Linked DNA regions of Homo sapiens: region 2 is linked to region 1. Evidence: chromatin loops called from intact Hi-C (ENCODE). Cell type or tissue: Caco-2. All regions are shown on one strand. Links, peaks and the distances in the headings refer to the core of each region. The heading gives the core; the rest is flanking DNA. Region 1 has its middle 70 kb from the start of LINC02541. Region 2 has its middle 54 kb from the start of LINC02541.

What was found. Peaks named below come from ENCODE experiments on the same cell type or tissue, not always from the same donor. Only the 100,000 strongest peaks of a DNase experiment are listed, where the experiment ranks them.
Region 2: it touches region 1 in a loop (2.6-fold over the local background); 1 of 110 quality-filtered maps calls a loop at or near these places.

Annotation. Positions count from the first base shown.
Region 1 is chr6:113,715,730-113,724,069 of GRCh38, forward strand. No RefSeq gene overlaps it. Among named protein-coding and RNA genes, the nearest start is that of LINC02541, 70 kb to the left of the region's middle. In Caco-2, for the core only: no CTCF peak of the experiment used is centred there; a DNase peak (open chromatin) is centred at 3,552.
Region 2 is chr6:113,591,874-113,600,213 of GRCh38, forward strand. No RefSeq gene overlaps it. Among named protein-coding and RNA genes, the nearest start is that of LINC02541, 54 kb to the right of the region's middle. RefSeq lists a silencer at 274-568 and an enhancer at 5,030-5,209. In Caco-2, for the core only: no CTCF peak of the experiment used is centred there; a DNase peak (open chromatin) is centred at 3,118.

The DNA of each region.
Region 1 (8,340 bases), core at 70-8,069:
AGAATCACTTGAACCTGGGAGACAGAGGTTGCAGTGAGCCAAGATGTCACCACTACACTCCAGCCTGGGCAACAGAACAAGATTCTGTCAAAAAAAACTCAGCCAGGTGCAGTGGCTCACGCCTGTATTCCAAGCACTTTGGGAGGCCGAGGTAGGCGGATCACCTGAGGTTGGGAGTTCAAGACCAGCCTGACCAACATGGTGAAAACCTGGCTCTAGTAAAAATACAAAAATTAGCCAGACATAGTGGCAGAATGCCAGATACTCCGGAGGCTAAGGCAGGAGAATTGCTTGAACCTGGGAGGTGGAGGTTGCAGTGAGCCAAGATCGCACCATTGCACTCCAGCCTGGGTGACAGAGCAAGACTCCATCTCAAAAAAAAAAAAACTCCCAGTTAAGAACTACTCAAGTATTATAAGCATGGCACCCTGCTAAGGACTGTGAGGGTACCGAAACTGCAAAAGGGGTACCTTCTATTGATGGGTCCATGATCCTATCAGGTGACCAAGGCATTTACATAAAAAGTTAAGGAAAAAAAAAAAAAAGCAATACCACTGCTACACATGACAAAGAGCCAAGTAATGATGTTAATATCCTGGCAGAACAGGACAGAAAGGAGAGGGGGACAGATCCCCTCCCAGAAGGGTCAAGTGCGAGAGAAGCCCAGGGGCCTTGAGATACATTTCAGGCGGTGGAAAGGAGATGGAGATTCAGGTGATGGAGAGGTGGAGTCCTCCAAGTCCTAAAACAGCAAGAGCCCCTTTATTTGAAATATTTGCTAATAACAGTGCCATTTTCAAGCCACAATTTAAGAAATGCAGCTCTTTCTTGATCCTTGGCTAGGTCATCTGGAAGCGCCAAACGTCTGAGAACAATACTTTGCTACCTCTCCCTTCCTACCCATCTTAGTATAGATTAGATCCTTCCTGTCCTGGCTCCTAACTTCCATTCTGTTGCTTCTAATTGCACTTTACTTCCTAGGTACTTGACACTCAGAATTTGCTGGGTAACCTGCCTGAGGGAAAGTTATTTTGAAAAGTTATCACTCTGTGGTAATGACCTGGAAGCAGTATTTCTGGGAAGATGATGCTGAGGGAGTCTGGAGTCACAGGGCACATGGCTGCTGACAGCCTCCTAAGACCAGTTAATGAGTTGCTGCTGGTTTACAAGTGTCCATTTCTGTGGTCTTTTCAGTTGACCTATTATATTTCAATACATTAATTTTTTTCAGATTCATACTTATAATCAATAGGTAAGTCAGAGAGCTCCCTGTGAAACATTATTTAAAATTAAGTAAATTAAATTTAAAAATTAAATTATTTAAAAACTCCATTCAATGTACACTTAAAAACAGTTAAAATGGTAATTTTTGTTATCACAATTTTTAAAAATTAAAAATGTAATATACCAAAAACAAAGTACATTTTATTAAACTTTTACACAAAATTTTTAGAGACAGGAATCTTGCTATGTTGCCCAGGCTGGACTCGAACTCCTGGGCTCAAGGGATCCTCCTGCCTCAGCCTCCCAAGCAGCTGGGACCACAGGCTCATGCCACCACAGCCAGCAAAAATGAGGCATACTTTATTTCTTTATCTTTTATTTTTTAATACTCTTTAAACCAGATAGTGACACACTATTTTATTTTATTTTATTTTATTTTATTTTATTTTAAGACAGGGTCTCACTCTGTTATCCAGGGACTGGAGTGCAGTGGTATGATCTGGGCTCACTGCAGCCTTGACTTCCCAGGTGATTCTCCCACCTCAGATTCCTGAGTAGCTGGGACCACAGGCACACACATCCATGCCTGACTAATTTTTTTTGTATTTTTATTAGAGACAGGGTTTCACCCTGTTGCCCAGGCTGGTCTTGAACTCCTGGACTCAAGCAATGTGCCCACCTCGGCCTCCCAAAGTGCTAGGATCACAGCCATGAGCCACCGCATTTAGCCTAGGCATACTTCAAATGGCTGCATTGTATGGTATGTGAATTATATCTCAATAAAGCGTGTAAAAGACTCTCCATTCAAAATAGGGAAAAATTTTCAATTCTATTTGCACAAAAGGGGTCACAACAAATGTCCTTATTCTTAGTGGATACAGCCCATTCCTTTCTCTCTAAGTATTTTCAGTCAAAGCAAAACTTTTGGTCACTTGAGACTCAGAGATTTTCTTTAGAAAACACTGATTTAGGTCTCCTAAGGAAAAGAGACCAGGCACTGTGGCTCATGCCTGTAATCCCAGCACTTTGAGAGGCCGATGTGGGCAGATCGCTTGAGGTCAGGAGTTCAAGACCAGCCTGGCCAAGATGGTGAAACCCCGTCTCTACTAAAAATACAAAAATTAGCCAGGTGGGGTGGCGGGTGCCTGTAATCCCAGCTCCTTGAGAGGCTGAAGCAGGAGAATTGCTTGAACCCAGGAGGCAGAGGTTGCAGTGAGCTGAGATCACACCACTACACTCCAGCCTGGGCTACAAAGTGAGACTCTGTCTCAAAAAAAAAAAAAAAAAAAAAAAAAAGGAGAAGGAGAAACTAAAAATAAATATATAATTATGAAGTGTTTCTTTCTATCTAGCTTAATAATCCTACCTTTGTTTTTAGAAAATAGTGAAATAACTCGATTCCATCATTGTTCTTCAATCTCTTTTTTCCCTTCCTCTTGCACTCTCTTCCCTGGAATAATAAGGGTCTTTCTTGAGATGCTCCTGGGGAGGAGAACAGAGCTTTTGTGTGGGCTCCCCAGTTAGTTCAGTGCTTACCTCAGTCAGGGTGTTCTTGTTACCTGCATTCAACAATGTCACACTAAGGTATGAGGGACTAGAAGGGTTACAATGAGTTAACATTCCCAGAGATGGTCCTGTTTGGAAGGGTTTGCTCATTAATTCAAACGGATAAATCTTGGGGGCAGGAGGGTCTGTAGTGGTGGGGCTGGATTTGTCCAAATTAATTTTGGTCAGATGGGATTTTCCATCTACCTCAAACGTAACCACAATAAACTACGTCTGTGTCTGAAGCCATCACCATCTATCTTTCCTTTGGAGTTTCAATCTTTCATTTTATGAGGACACCACTAAGATGGACGATGTATGATGTATCCAACCTTGTCTACAAACTGCCTGATAGGCCTGAAGATGGTCATTTAGAAAATTTCTGTCACTGGAGAAACAGCAAAGCCTTTTGTAAAGCATGTGTCCATATCCTTCACTGTTTACCAAACAAGGATAGGAGGTCAAAAGTTTTTAAATTCATTTAACTCAGAAAGCACCACTTTAGTGTTTCCAAGGTTAAGAGACTTGACCACGGTTAACTGGTCAACTAATAACAAATAACAGAGCTGGAAATGGAAACTAACTCTAACTCTCCTTATTCAAATCCTTTAATTAGTACCAAGGCTTGATCTCCTTATCTGCTTGTGATGGTTGAGAAGCTAAGAAAGAGATTATATGGCTCCTAAGGCCCCTCCTAGGTTTATGACTGTAGGGATTTGACTGCAGGGAAAGTTTCATCAGAATAGTGACAAATTAGCCAACATTGCCCCACCTAAGGGTGACTCAGGGACATTCTGCTGTTTTTATCTGGAGTGATAGGGTCAATTGTCTCTCTTCTGAGGACAACATTTAATATACAAAGGCACAGATTAAAATCTTATGATCTGCCAGGTGTGGTGGCTGTCGCCTCTAATACCAGCACTTTGGGAGGCAGAGGCAAGTGGATCACCTGAGGTCGGAAGTTCGAGACCAGCCTGACCAACATGGGGAAACCCCATCTCTACTAAAAATACAAAATTAGCCGGGCGTAGTGGCACATGCCTGTAATCCCAGCTACTGGGAGGCTGAGGCAGGAGAATCTCTTGAACCCGAGAGGTGGAGGTTGCAGTGAGCCGAGATCGCACCATTGCACTCCAGCCTGGGCAACAAAAGCGAAACCCCAGCTCAAAAAAAAAAAAAAAATAAAAACTTATGATCATCATAGAAAAAAATGTCCAATGCATGATTCAGACTTGTGTAACATCACATAATGATGTCATTGTATTAGTAGCACATTCAAAATGTTTATGCAGAAGGGGTAACAATCTGGTTGTTAGCTGAGAATGGGGATCATGGCCACCTTCTCTTTCCCCAGTACCACCTTGGCAAGGTCCAATTGCATCAGGAGCATAGCAGCCACATCCTCCATTTTCTTCTTAATAAGGAGCATGAACTCTGCAATTAGCCCACCCTTTTTCCATTTTGAGTAGGATCCTTACTTCAAATAGCCTACTTCTGTCCCACCCCTTCCCTACCTATCATCTCCATCACTTATATTCATCTTCTGAGCTTCCCCACTAGTGTCCCTATCTGGTCCTGTCTTCCCTGGTTGCCTCTTCCTACCTGCACAGTTTACATTACACCCTCTGCCTCCCCATTTCTCCCTTGTGAGGTAGTTACTATTACCCTCATTTTACAGAGGAGGAAACTGCAGCAAAGAGCCAGTCTAGTGATATTGGTTTAAACAAGAGTACGCCTTTAGAAGTGAAAGAAGGGGTTGATGAGGCTGTGAAGAGCAAGAAATACTTAAAGAAGCTATCCCAAAAAGCAAGAAACGGGAAGGACACTTTCTTCCTCTTGTTTTTCCTCCAGCAAAGGCCCACTTTACCTAAAGACCTGGAACTCAAGATTCTTTTTTATTTTTTCTTCAACTTTTATTTTTAGCTCAAGGATACGTGTGCAGGATGTGCAGATTTGTTACATAGGTAAACAAATGTGTGTGATGATGGTTTGCTGCATAGATCATCCCATCAGCTAGGTATTAAGCCCAGAGTCCGTTAGCTGTTCTTCCTGATGCTCTCCCTCCCCTGACTCATGCCCCTCCGACAGGCCCTCGTGTGTGTTGCTCCCACCCCATGTGTCCATGTGTTCTCATCACTTAGCTCCCACTTACATGTGGTGTTTGGTTTTCTGTTCCTCTGTTAGTTTGCTAAGGATAATGCCTTTCAACTCCACCCATATCCCTGCAAAGGACATGATCTCATTCCTTTTTATGCCTTCATAGTATTCTTGAAAAGACTCAGTTAAGAAGTCATTGGAGCCAGGCGAGGTAGCTCACCTGTAATCTCAGCATTTTGGCAGGCCAAGGTGGGAGGATCGCTTGAGCCCAGGAGTTCAAGAGCAGCCTGGGCAACATAATAAGATCCGATCTCTACAAAAAATTTAAAAAAAAAAAAATTAGCCAGGTGTGGTGGCTCACACCTGTAGTCCCAGCTACTTGGGAAGGTGAGGTGGGAGGACTGTTTGAGCCCAGGAGGTCAAGGCTGCAGTGAGCTGTAATCACGCCACTGAACTCTAGCCTGGGTGACAGAACAAGACCCTGTCTTAATTTAAAAAGTGAAGAAAAAAAAAAAGAAAGAATTGGAGGTTGTTCTCATCATAAAAAATAAGTATGTGAGGTAATGTATATGTCAAAAAAAAAAGAAAGATCATTGGAGGTTGTTCTCACCATAAAAAATAAGCATGTGAGGCAATGTATATGTTAATTAACTCAATTTATCCATTCCACAATGTATACCTTATTTCAAAACTTCATTTTCTACATGATAAATATATACAATTTTAATTTGTCAATGAAAAATCTTAATTTTTAAAAAAATAAATTATGGGAGGAACATCTTTTATTTCACAACCCAATTTAAAATGAAGATTAGGAAATTCGAGGCTGATTCTACTTTTTATTTATTTATTTTTCTTGCATTATCAAAGAGTTTCAGATGCTGCCTTTGGCACATTTATCATAGGAGACAGAGCTACGTGCTGTTCAATTACAGTTATGTGCCTCCTGCAGTAAGTATTACGTGGAGATATAAGGAATATAGCAGACCTTGGTGATACTTTCCCAAATGAACTCCCATAAAATATAGATTTATAAATTAAAGAAGAAAACACAACACATCAACTTGTATGTGAAACCAAAATTGCACCTGATCCGTGGTCCTTAAATATTAAGTTAACAAGGATAAATTTAATCTATTAAACCCTGGGGATGATTCAACTGAGAAATAAATTTGCTTCTTCCCATCATACTACCTTTCTTTGAAAGCTGATTCTACCACTTTCAAATTGTGTAGCCTGTGCTAGTTACTTAAACTTTCTGAGCTTCAGTTTTCTTATACAGATTGAGCATTCCTTATCTGAAATGCTTGGGACCAGAAATAGTTCTGATTTTGGATTGTTTTGGATTTTGGAATATTTGCATATACATAATGTGATATCTTGGGGATGGGACCCAAGCCATTATTATTATTATTATTATTATTATTATGTTAGAAAGAATCTTGCTCTGTCGCCCAGGTTGCAGTGAAGTGGTGTGATCCTGGCTCACTGAAGCTTTGACCTCCTGGACTCAAGCAGTCCTCCCACCTCAGCCTCCCAAGTAACTGGAACGATAGGCACACTCCACTACACCCAACTAATTTTTAAATAATTATTTTTTGTAGAGAAAGGATCTTGTTATGTTGCACAGGCTGGTCTCAAACTCCTGGGTTCAAATGATCCTCCTGCCTCAGCCTCCCAAAGCGCTGGGATGAAAGGTGTAAGCCACTGCTACCAGCCAGGACTCAAGCCCAAACACAAAATTCATTTAAGTTTCATATACACCTTATATACATAGCCTGAAAGTAATTTCATACAATATTTTTATATAATTTTGTGCATTATATATATATTATATATATATATAATATATATATATAATATATATATATAATATATATATATATATAATATATATATATATAAACAAAGTTTATATTAAGTAGTTATGGCCGGGTGTGGTGGCTTACGCCTGTATTCCCAGAACTTTGGGAGGCCAAGGCAGGAGGATCACCTGAGGTCAGGAGTTCAAGACCAGCCTGGTCAACATGGCGAAAACTCGTCTGTACCACAAATACAAAAAATTAGCTGGGCGTGGTGGTGAGTGCCCGTAATCCCAGCTAATTGGGAGGCTGAGGCAGAATTGCTTGAACCTGGGAGGCAGAGATTCCAGTGAGCCAAGACTGCACCATCACACTCCAGCCTGGGCAACAGAGTGAGACTCTGTCTCAAAAAAAAAAAAAAAAAAAAAAAAAAAAAGTAGTTATGTGTGAAAATTTTCACTGGTAGCATCATGTTGGTGCTCAAAAGGTTTTGGAATTTAGACCATTTCAGATTTCGGATTTTCAGATCAGGAATATTCAACCTGTACATACAATGAAAATGAGAATAATTTCTGCTTCTAAGTTAGGAATGTTAAATGAGTTAATACATATGAACTTCACAGGACAGTGTGTAGTATTAAAATGTTGCTATTTGTCATATCATTTATCAAACATTCATTTATTTAATATCTTAATACCATCCAGGTACCAGTACTGTGTTAAGCCCCAGGAATACATGGATGAATATTTTTCTTATTAAACTCTCCAAGTTGTTTAAATATTTTTTTCAGATGACTTACAAAGATATAAACAATGCTTCCAGATAACAGGAATTAGAAGTAGATAAAGATAAAGCCAAGGGAGGGAGAAGAAGGAGCAAACGTGGAGCAGGAAACTCCTTCTCTTGAGCTCCCCTACATACTTCTTAGGGTGGATCACCTTTCTGGCTCTGGACTTCTCCGCAGCCAGCAGGAAACTGCAAAGTTGAACAAGACAAGATTTCCGACTTCAGGGAACTCTATGTCTAGTTAAGGAAACAGATGTGTAAACAAACAATTACAGTGCAATGTGATGAATGCAAAAGTGGAAGTTCTCGGCAGCAGGCTTTATAGAAGAGATATTTGCCATTGACTTTAAGGATGAAGAGTGTTGCAGAGAATATCCAGGAAAGGCAATAGTACATGCGAAGATCTGGAGCCTTGAACAGCACCATTTGCAATGCGGACAACAAGGTAAAATTTTCTAGAGTCCTGTCAGAGAGGTTTTGGAAGGCACACAAGTACTCAGTATTTTTTTTCCGGTAAAATAACGAAGGAACTCATGGTAAGTATTTCATGGCAGCAAGAACAATAACATTGCCTCAGAGAAAGCAGAGTGAAGTTAAAAAATCAAAATAGGCAAAATAGCAATGTAAGAGAAGAGAAGCAAGCCCTAAAACTCCACTTCTGTTACTATTTGTCTATTTCAATTTGTATTTCCTAGGAAACTTGTTTGGAAGAAGAGGGTTCTATGCTTACGTATAAATACTAAGCAACCCACAATTGCTTAATATTTATACCTAAGCATAGATTGTTTTAAAACAGAAACAGTAAACTGAATAGAATTTTGGAACACATCAGATGGTTAGAAATTATGAAATCCTATACTATCATTTTAATTAAGAGGAAAAGGG
Region 2 (8,340 bases), core at 16-8,015, 120 kb before region 1:
TCTGTGTATTTGGCTCTGAGAGCACAGAGGAAGGGTACCCAACTCACAGAGGAAGGGTACTCAACTCAAAAATGTCTCCCTATATTACCAAATGTCTTCTGAGCAACAAAATGGCCCCCAGTTGAGAATAATTGGTCTAGAAACATTCAGAAAAGTATTAATGAATGGAGCTTTGCCAGGTTACAAGTACTGTTGGGGCAGGGGAAGTGAGAAATGGCAGAAGTGAGGAACAGTATGACAGCATGGTGTGTGCAAAATCAATGTGTGCTGCATTGCAGGAGTGTAAAGAGCTAGATTCTCTGCTTCAAATTCTTTTAAAATGATGAAACACCTAAATAGATAAACCAACAAATAAATAATCCCCATACATGTTTGCTGAAAAGCAGAAGCAGATTTACCAGGCCTTGAGCATGTTGGAATCTGCTAGGCTTTGAGGACTTTCAGAGGTGTAACAGGAAAGCCAGGCTGCAGTCAGGAAGCATTCTAAGCAAGCATGTCTGGAAAGTTGCCAGGGGTGTTATATGAAAAGGACCTGAAGCTCAAAGTCTCCAGTAATTTATTGTGTTTCATTTTCTCATGCTAAATAAATATTCACTTTTGTACCTGATTTTGTATTCTTTATCATAAAGAAAACCCCTCAAATTGTATAAAATTCCATTCCCCAGAACCTGAATCTGCCCTGCTGAGGAGAGATCCACAATGAATTACTTTGCCAGGAAGGTAGGTCTTGACCTGAGCTTTGAATAGAAGGCTCCCCTGCTGAGGAGAGAAAGAAATTGTATTCCAAGTGGGGGAGGTTTGTCTCTCTGGGATGGCTTAAATGCAGACTTTCCCAGAAACAGAGGTGGACTTAATGACCATGAAAGATCCCACTCCGCCTTGTGATTTTGTGATTTCAAAGTATTATACTTACACGGGTCACAGTGTACCTACAAGCTTATGACCACAGATCCTGCATGTTGCAGGTCTTGAGTGTGAGCCATTGCTAAGGGATAGCACAGTTCTAAGTATATGTCATAATATATGTATCAACTTCAGAATGAAAGAGCCACTTCTTAGTCCCAGAAACAATTGTCATTCAACTAGAGGCTCTGAACTGTTGTTTTCCCCTTTGTGTTTGTATGGATTTAGACTGGGTGATACATTTTGAGGGTGGTATTTTTTTTTAATGAGGCTGATAATACAGTTCTCTAAAGTTTTCTGGTTTAGGCCAATGTTTTAGACTAAAGAACTCAGTTTGTGCCAACCGGAAGTGCTATGCAAAGCTGTCTGGTAGAGTTGACAGAACTCAGGATTTGGAGTCAAAAGACCTGGGTTTGAGTCCCAGATCTCCCACCTTCTTATAAGTCACCTGGTACAGGCACATCTTAAAGGATTTCTGGGAGGAGTAACTAGATTAATTTATCAGGCAATGGTAAAGCCAACTGTATTAGTCCGTTTTCATGCTGCTGATAAAAACCTACTCCAGACTGGGTAATTTATAAAGGAAAGAGGCTTAATGGACTCACAGTTTCACATGACTGGGGAGGTCTCACAATCATGGCAGAAGGCAAAAGGCATGTCTTACATGGTGGCAGACAAGAGAAAATGAGAGATCAGAGCAAAAGGGGAAACCTCTTATAAAACCATCAGACCTCATGAAACTTATTCACTACCATAAGAATAGTATGGGGGAAACTGCCCCCATGATTCAATCATCTCACAATGGGTCCCTCCCATAACCCATAGGAATTATGGGAGCTACAATTCAAGACGAGGTTTAGGTGGGGACACAGCCAAACCATATCAGCAACCTGTATTTTATAGTTGGAGTCTGTTTGTATTGATTGATTGCTATAATGATTGTTAAATATTAAATATTTTGAGTTTTACCTTGCATGAAGCACAAAGGAGATGCCAGTTAAGATTTCTGCCTACCACTAGCAGAACCTTTGCAGACAAGTCTTGCTGCTGTAAGCACAGATTTAATTGTTGGTTACAATATGGAAGATGTTATTCTAGAAATGAACCTTTCTGGGGTCATAATGGCTTTGAGTTCTTTTCAAGTAGGTACAAAGATTTAATGCCATGCTGTATGAGAAGCAAAGTCATTAGGTTGGGCCCAGTGGTTCTCAGTCCTGGCTGCACATAGAATCACCTGGTGTATTAGTCAGGGTTCTCTAGCGGTACAGAACTAATGGAATATATATATATAAAAGGGAGTTTATTAAGTATTAATAAACTTAATAAAGGGGAGTTTATTAAGTATTAACTCACATGACCACAAGGTCCCAAAATAGGCCATCTGAAGGCTGAGGAGCAAGGAGAGCCAGTCCGAGTTCCAAAACTGAAAAACTTGCAGTTCGATGTTTGAGGGCAGGAAGCATCCAGCACGGGAGAAAGATGTAGGCTGGGAAGCTAGGCCAGTCCCTCTCTCGTTTTTTTTTGAGATTGAGTCTCGCTCTGTTGCTCAGGCTGGAGTGCAGTGGCGTGATCTTGGCTCACTGCAGCATCCACTTCCTGGGTTCAAGTGATTCTCCTGCCTCAGTCTCCCAAATTGCTGGGATTACAGGTGCCCACGACTATACCCAGCTAATTTTTGTACTTTTTAGTAGAGATAGGGTTTCACCATGTTGGCCAGGGTGGTCTCGAACTCCTGACCTCAGGTGATCTGCCCACCTTGTCCTCCCAAAGCGCTGGGATTACTGGCGTGAGCCACCATGCCCGGCCTCCAGTCTCCCTTTTTACATTTTTCTGCCTGCTTATATTCTAGCTGTGGTGGCAACTGATTAGATTGTGCCACTCAGATTAAGGATGAGTCTGACTTTCCCAGCCCACTGACTCAGATGTTAGTCTCCTTTGGCAACACCCTCACAGACACACCCAGGATCAATACTTTGTATCCTTCAATCCAATCAAGTTGACACTCAGTATTAACCATCACACCTGGGGAGCCTTTTGAAAACACTTGTGCCTGCACCCTACCCTAAACCAAAGAAATCAGAATCTATCTGTGCAGAGTCATGGGAAATCTTCCCCAGGTGATGTCACTGTCCATCCAGAATAGAATCACTGCAGCTAGACATCTATTCTCATTCAGTGCATGAAGCAAGTACCTGGCCCTACAGCTCCTCTACCAGCAGACATTGTGGCAGGTGTCCACTTTCTAGATGAAACTTTCCTTATAAAAGACCTACTGTAGGCCAGTAGGTGGCTCACACCTGTAATCCCAGCAGTTTGGGAGGCTGGGGCGGGTGGATCACTTGAGATCAGGAGTTCAAGACCAGCCCAGACAACATGGTTAAACCCCGCCTCTGCTAAAAATACAAAAAATTAGCCGGGGGTGGTGGTGGGTGCCTGTAATCCCAGCTACTTCAGAGGCTAAGGCAGGAAAATCACTTGAACCTGGGAGCCGGAGGTTACAGTGCGCTGAGGTCACACCGTTGCACTCCAGCCTGGGCAACAAGAGTGAAACTCTGTCTCAAAAAAATAAAAAATGAAAGACCTACTGTGTATGTACCATCCATAAATCCAAGCAAGAGAGGATGCTGCTCTGCATCTTATAAGGGAGCAAGCAACCTGGCCTTCTTTCAACAGCACTTCTCTTCATGAAAAGGAGAGTCCACGGGGCCAAAGCGATACCCCCACCCCACCCCAAACACATCCTTAATCATGCTTTGAGTTCCCAGGACCCTAAAATTCCCTTCCCAATCAACTAAAACCAACTTCTTAGGACCTGACTAGGCACACCTTTAGGCCAAGGGATGTCCCAGAGGTGGCTGTTGATGAGGGTGTTAATGCAGCTTGGACACGTGTGGTGGAGTTTGAGAGGTCCCATGCATTGTAGGATGGGGGTAGGGTCTGAAAAGATGGGGGTAGACCCAGGACCTAGGGCAGTGGGCCAGGCAGTGAGAGGCCCGATTTCCCTGGCCATCCAATTCCAGGATGAAACTCCAAGGAGTCAGGGAACTCTAAATTCAAATCCAGCCTCTAGATAGTTAATGAAAATACATTTGTCATGAAGGGAGGGTAGAACATATTTTATGTTTTACTTAAGAATGTTCAAGCTTGCATCATAACTTTTAAGTATTTAGGCATATGGCTTGTGGGCCTCCGTTTGTACTCTTGCCCTGGGCCCTGCAAATGTTAGGGGCGAGCCGAAAGGACACATCTTTGCCTCACATCCCTCCGGGATGTTTGCTTATTTGAAATTAGCAGCCATGGAAGCTTTCCAAGGCTCTTTGAATGCAATGAGAATGTGGTCCATCAAAAATGCTGTCTGATTTTATTGCACATGAGAAGTTGTTAACTCTGGCAGCCCAGCCAGATTCTTGTATGTTCTCATTGTCCCTTAGGCCTCCCCAGCCAAATCCTAATGGGGTAATGAGTCTGTGCCTATGAGATTTGAGGGAGGGGCTGAGGGAAGTGTAATCAAGCAAATCACAAAGTGTTGAGCTTAGAGAACGGAAGGCCTCCGTTCCTTTGACTTCATTTTCAATTCACTTAATTTCAGGGTTGGATCCCCCCCACCCCGCCCCTTTGGCAGTGAAAAAGAAAAGGAATGTTCTCTGTTTTTCCTCTTATAAAACCTGGAGCATAATAACTGCCCTGGACTGTTAGGAACACGGTGAGGAGGATCTCAGAGAACAGGGACTGCTTATAGCCTACATATGAAATTGTATAAGCAATTGTCGTTTTTCCCCCATTCATTAATCTGGCAGGATTTACTAAGGGTTTTAGAAGGGAAACATGGCTGTTTTAAGAGAAACTACAATAAGGAAATGGTGGGGGTTGGGCAGAGAAGGCCAAGGACAGACTTGAATTCACACTTTATAAATCTGGCACGGTATATGTGAACTGCTTCATGAACTGGCTGATATCAGGCAAATAAGAAAGTTAAAGCAAACCAAGAGCTATGCTCAAGCAGTCAGTTCTCCCAGCAAATTAACCAGGCACTTTCAGGAGTATGAAACTCCAGAATCCAGGCAAATGGCACAGAGGTCTCTGAATGGGTCTCAGCAGCTGCCAAGGCAGCTCACACATCTTGCACACCAAAGGAGTCACTTACCCTCTTGAGGAAATGAAAAGTCCCTAAGACCAAGCCTCTCTGGAACATGTCATAGGCCCTGGGAGAGCCCAGGGATAACCTTTAGGGTTAAGTGTCCCCATGATGCTGCTGGTATTTCAGTGAGAACAGGCAGGCCGGAAGGAGGCTGGTGTGGGAAGCAGCCCTCACACAGATGTTAGCATAAAAGAGCTGTTTACTTGGTGATTAGTATCATGAAATGAAAAGCTCAGGTTTCAACTGCTTAGGGAAGAATGATTATTTTTCTCACTGTGCAGCCTTTGCCGTTGGCACAGAGAATGTATTCATCAACGTCCCAGGTGTCACTCTTGGGCAGGTGGGATTCCAGACTCAGGTTGGGCCATCACCCCTGGCCCCATCTGGAGAGACATGGGGACTTGCTCAAACTTTTGTATTTATGTAATGAGTAAGAGGCTGAATCCCAGAGGAGTTACCCCTCAGCCAGGCTAACCTCAGAGTTCTGCATTTACCATGGGTACATCACCACAAAACAGTGACCAACACTACCTCGTTCCTAACTTCCCCAGAAGGGCAAGGGTGAAATGGACCAACTTACAGATTCATGGGGTTTAGAGAAAGAATTAATCAGCACCCTCTTTTTATCACCAACAGGCCTACCCATGGCCAATACATCCAAATTGTGCACACTGTGGAAAGATCACTCTCTTAGTGCCTCAAAGCTTAGAATCAGTTTTATTAAATTATTCTAACATTTCCCCCAAAGAAGTATGAGCCAAGAGGCAGTTTATTTTCTGGAAAAAAAACATGCACTTTGAACATAAAGGGCTCTTGGTTTGAATACCAGTTCTTCCACTTACTAGTTATGAGATCTTGGGTGAGTTATTTAAGAATTCTGCATCTCAGTTTCCCAATATATAAAATAGAGATAATAATAGCTACATCACAGAACGATTATGCAGATTAAATTAGATAACTCCTGATAGGCACTCAATACAAGGAAGCTTTTATGAACAGGAAATGTGCTTTTCAGAGAAGCCTTTACCTCCCTCCCCATTGTAAGGTCTTCGAGTTCAATAGCAGCATCTGGGGTGGATTCTCCTCCAGAGCTACAGTGCTGCCTCCTCCTTTCCAAATGAATAAATCTGGTTGCTCCCATTGCATATATCAGTGTCTAAATAAAACTTTCGGTGAAAATGATTTCAAAAAACAATCTGAGGGGCTAGATGTGGTAGTTCATGCCTATAATTCCAGCACTTTGGGAGTCCCAGGTGGGTGGATCACCTGAGGTCGGGAGACTAGCCTGGTCAACATGGTGAAACCTCGTCTCTACTAAAAATACAAAAATTAGCAAGACGTGGTGGTAGGCACCCGTAATCCCAGCTGCTCAGGAGGCAGAAGTTGCAGTGAGCTGAGACTGTGCCACTGCACTCCAGCCTGGGTGACAGCGAGACTCTGTCTCAAAAAAAAAAGTCTGAGGGATTGCTTCTTGCCATCTCCTTCCTACCATCCCACTCTACCTTCCACGTTGCATCAGGAAAATAGCATCTGGGGAAAGAATGGGAGACTCAGCTTTTCTGGGAAGTAGTGATGGGCAAAGGCAGTTGAAGGCTGTGACCTTGAAAGGACATCAGAAGCTACCCAATAGAAACCCCTCTGAAGCTGAACGCTAGATGATAACAGAATGGCTTTTTTTAAGACTTGTTTCCTTACTAGCTTCAAGGCTGCCCTAAAGGCAGACCAGAAAGGGGCAATTCTTACACCCAAGGCCCAGGTGTGAACCCAGCATCCTTACTTGTAATTGCATGTATGGTAATTGTCTGTCCAGCGTATCCCAACCAGAGATGCATACCATCTTGCCTCAATCCCGTTTCCAAATTCTTTTCTGCATATAGAATACTATATCTCTACTGCCATGTAATACTTGTTATTATCATTAGGCCCAATTATCACTGATACCACACAACAGTATTTTTTAAAAGTCTTGATGTTATAATGATGGATGTTATGTTTTGGCACCGCTCTTCTGCCTGATCTCATACAGAACTTCTCACATACCACAGATAAGATGCATGAATAAATAAATTGCTTTTAATGCTGGATGACACATGGACTGAGTGTGTAATGGCAGGTCCATGAACAGGAAGGTGGGGAAAAACATGTGTGGAGAGACTTAGACAGATAGAGTGCTTAGAACCAAAAATAGGTAGTTTAGAATTACACAAGCATCCCTGATCTCTTCACGACAATAGGGAATTTTTACCTGTTCTTTGTCTCACGTAGCTTATAGATCTACCAGAAATTCCTGGAGGTGAACTAGAGCAAGACATCCTTCACTTTTCCTTCCCGGAACTGAGTTCACACTTTGCCAACATGAAATTTTGGTTTGCTGTTGGAAAGAATCTATGTTAATGGTCCCAATCTTAACAAAACATGCTGTCAGAGGAGTTTGGGAATAGAAGGGAAGAAAAGGGTGGGCCCGGCTGTGTGGCTCTTCAGCCTGAGCCCTGTGGAAAAGATTACCATCTGGAGACTGTGACCTCTTAGCAAGTGCAAACATCATTTAACTCTTTAAAAGCAACTAGAGCATCCATCATCATTCTTTAAAACAAACAGAAACCAAAAACCAACAAACAAATATGAATCCCTTACTTTTGCAGGCACTGTGCTTTGCAAAGGGAATAAGATAAGCCTCTCAAGCAATGATTCACAGGAAAGAGAAGAGAATGTTACAGTCTCCATGGGAATGATAAAGGAGGTAGGGGAGGAGTCTGAGACCACAAGTCCCACACTTCTTCAAAATGCCCCTGGCCACTCTGCCTGAGTCTTAGCTGGCCTGTGAAGCCCTTACATGGCTCCTGGGCAAGTGCTATGCAGCATTATTGTTTACAACATGTTTATATGACCACATTAAGAGTAGAGTCATTATAGAAGGAGCAGGATTAAAAATAAATAAATAAATAAATAAATACAAAAGAGTAGGACCAGCCAGCTGGGCAACTAATTGTCACTAATCTATAAAGGTCACCAAAATGTTACAGGAATCAATGTGCACTGATCTCATTCCTAGTGCCCTTGAGAAAAAAAAAGAAAATACTCTTCACTAGGGCAAACTCACTTCTATTGAGTATTTTTTGGGGAAATAGTGGTGGCCATCAACTGAAAATTATGATCACAGATAGCTGAATTCTGACAAATTCTAGAACAAATAACTGAAGATCTACTGAAGTTGTTCATGGGTCAAATAATGGCAGAATCACTGTCCTGGAGACAGTCAAAAGGATATATCCCCTGGGAAGTGCCTACTGATGAAAAAC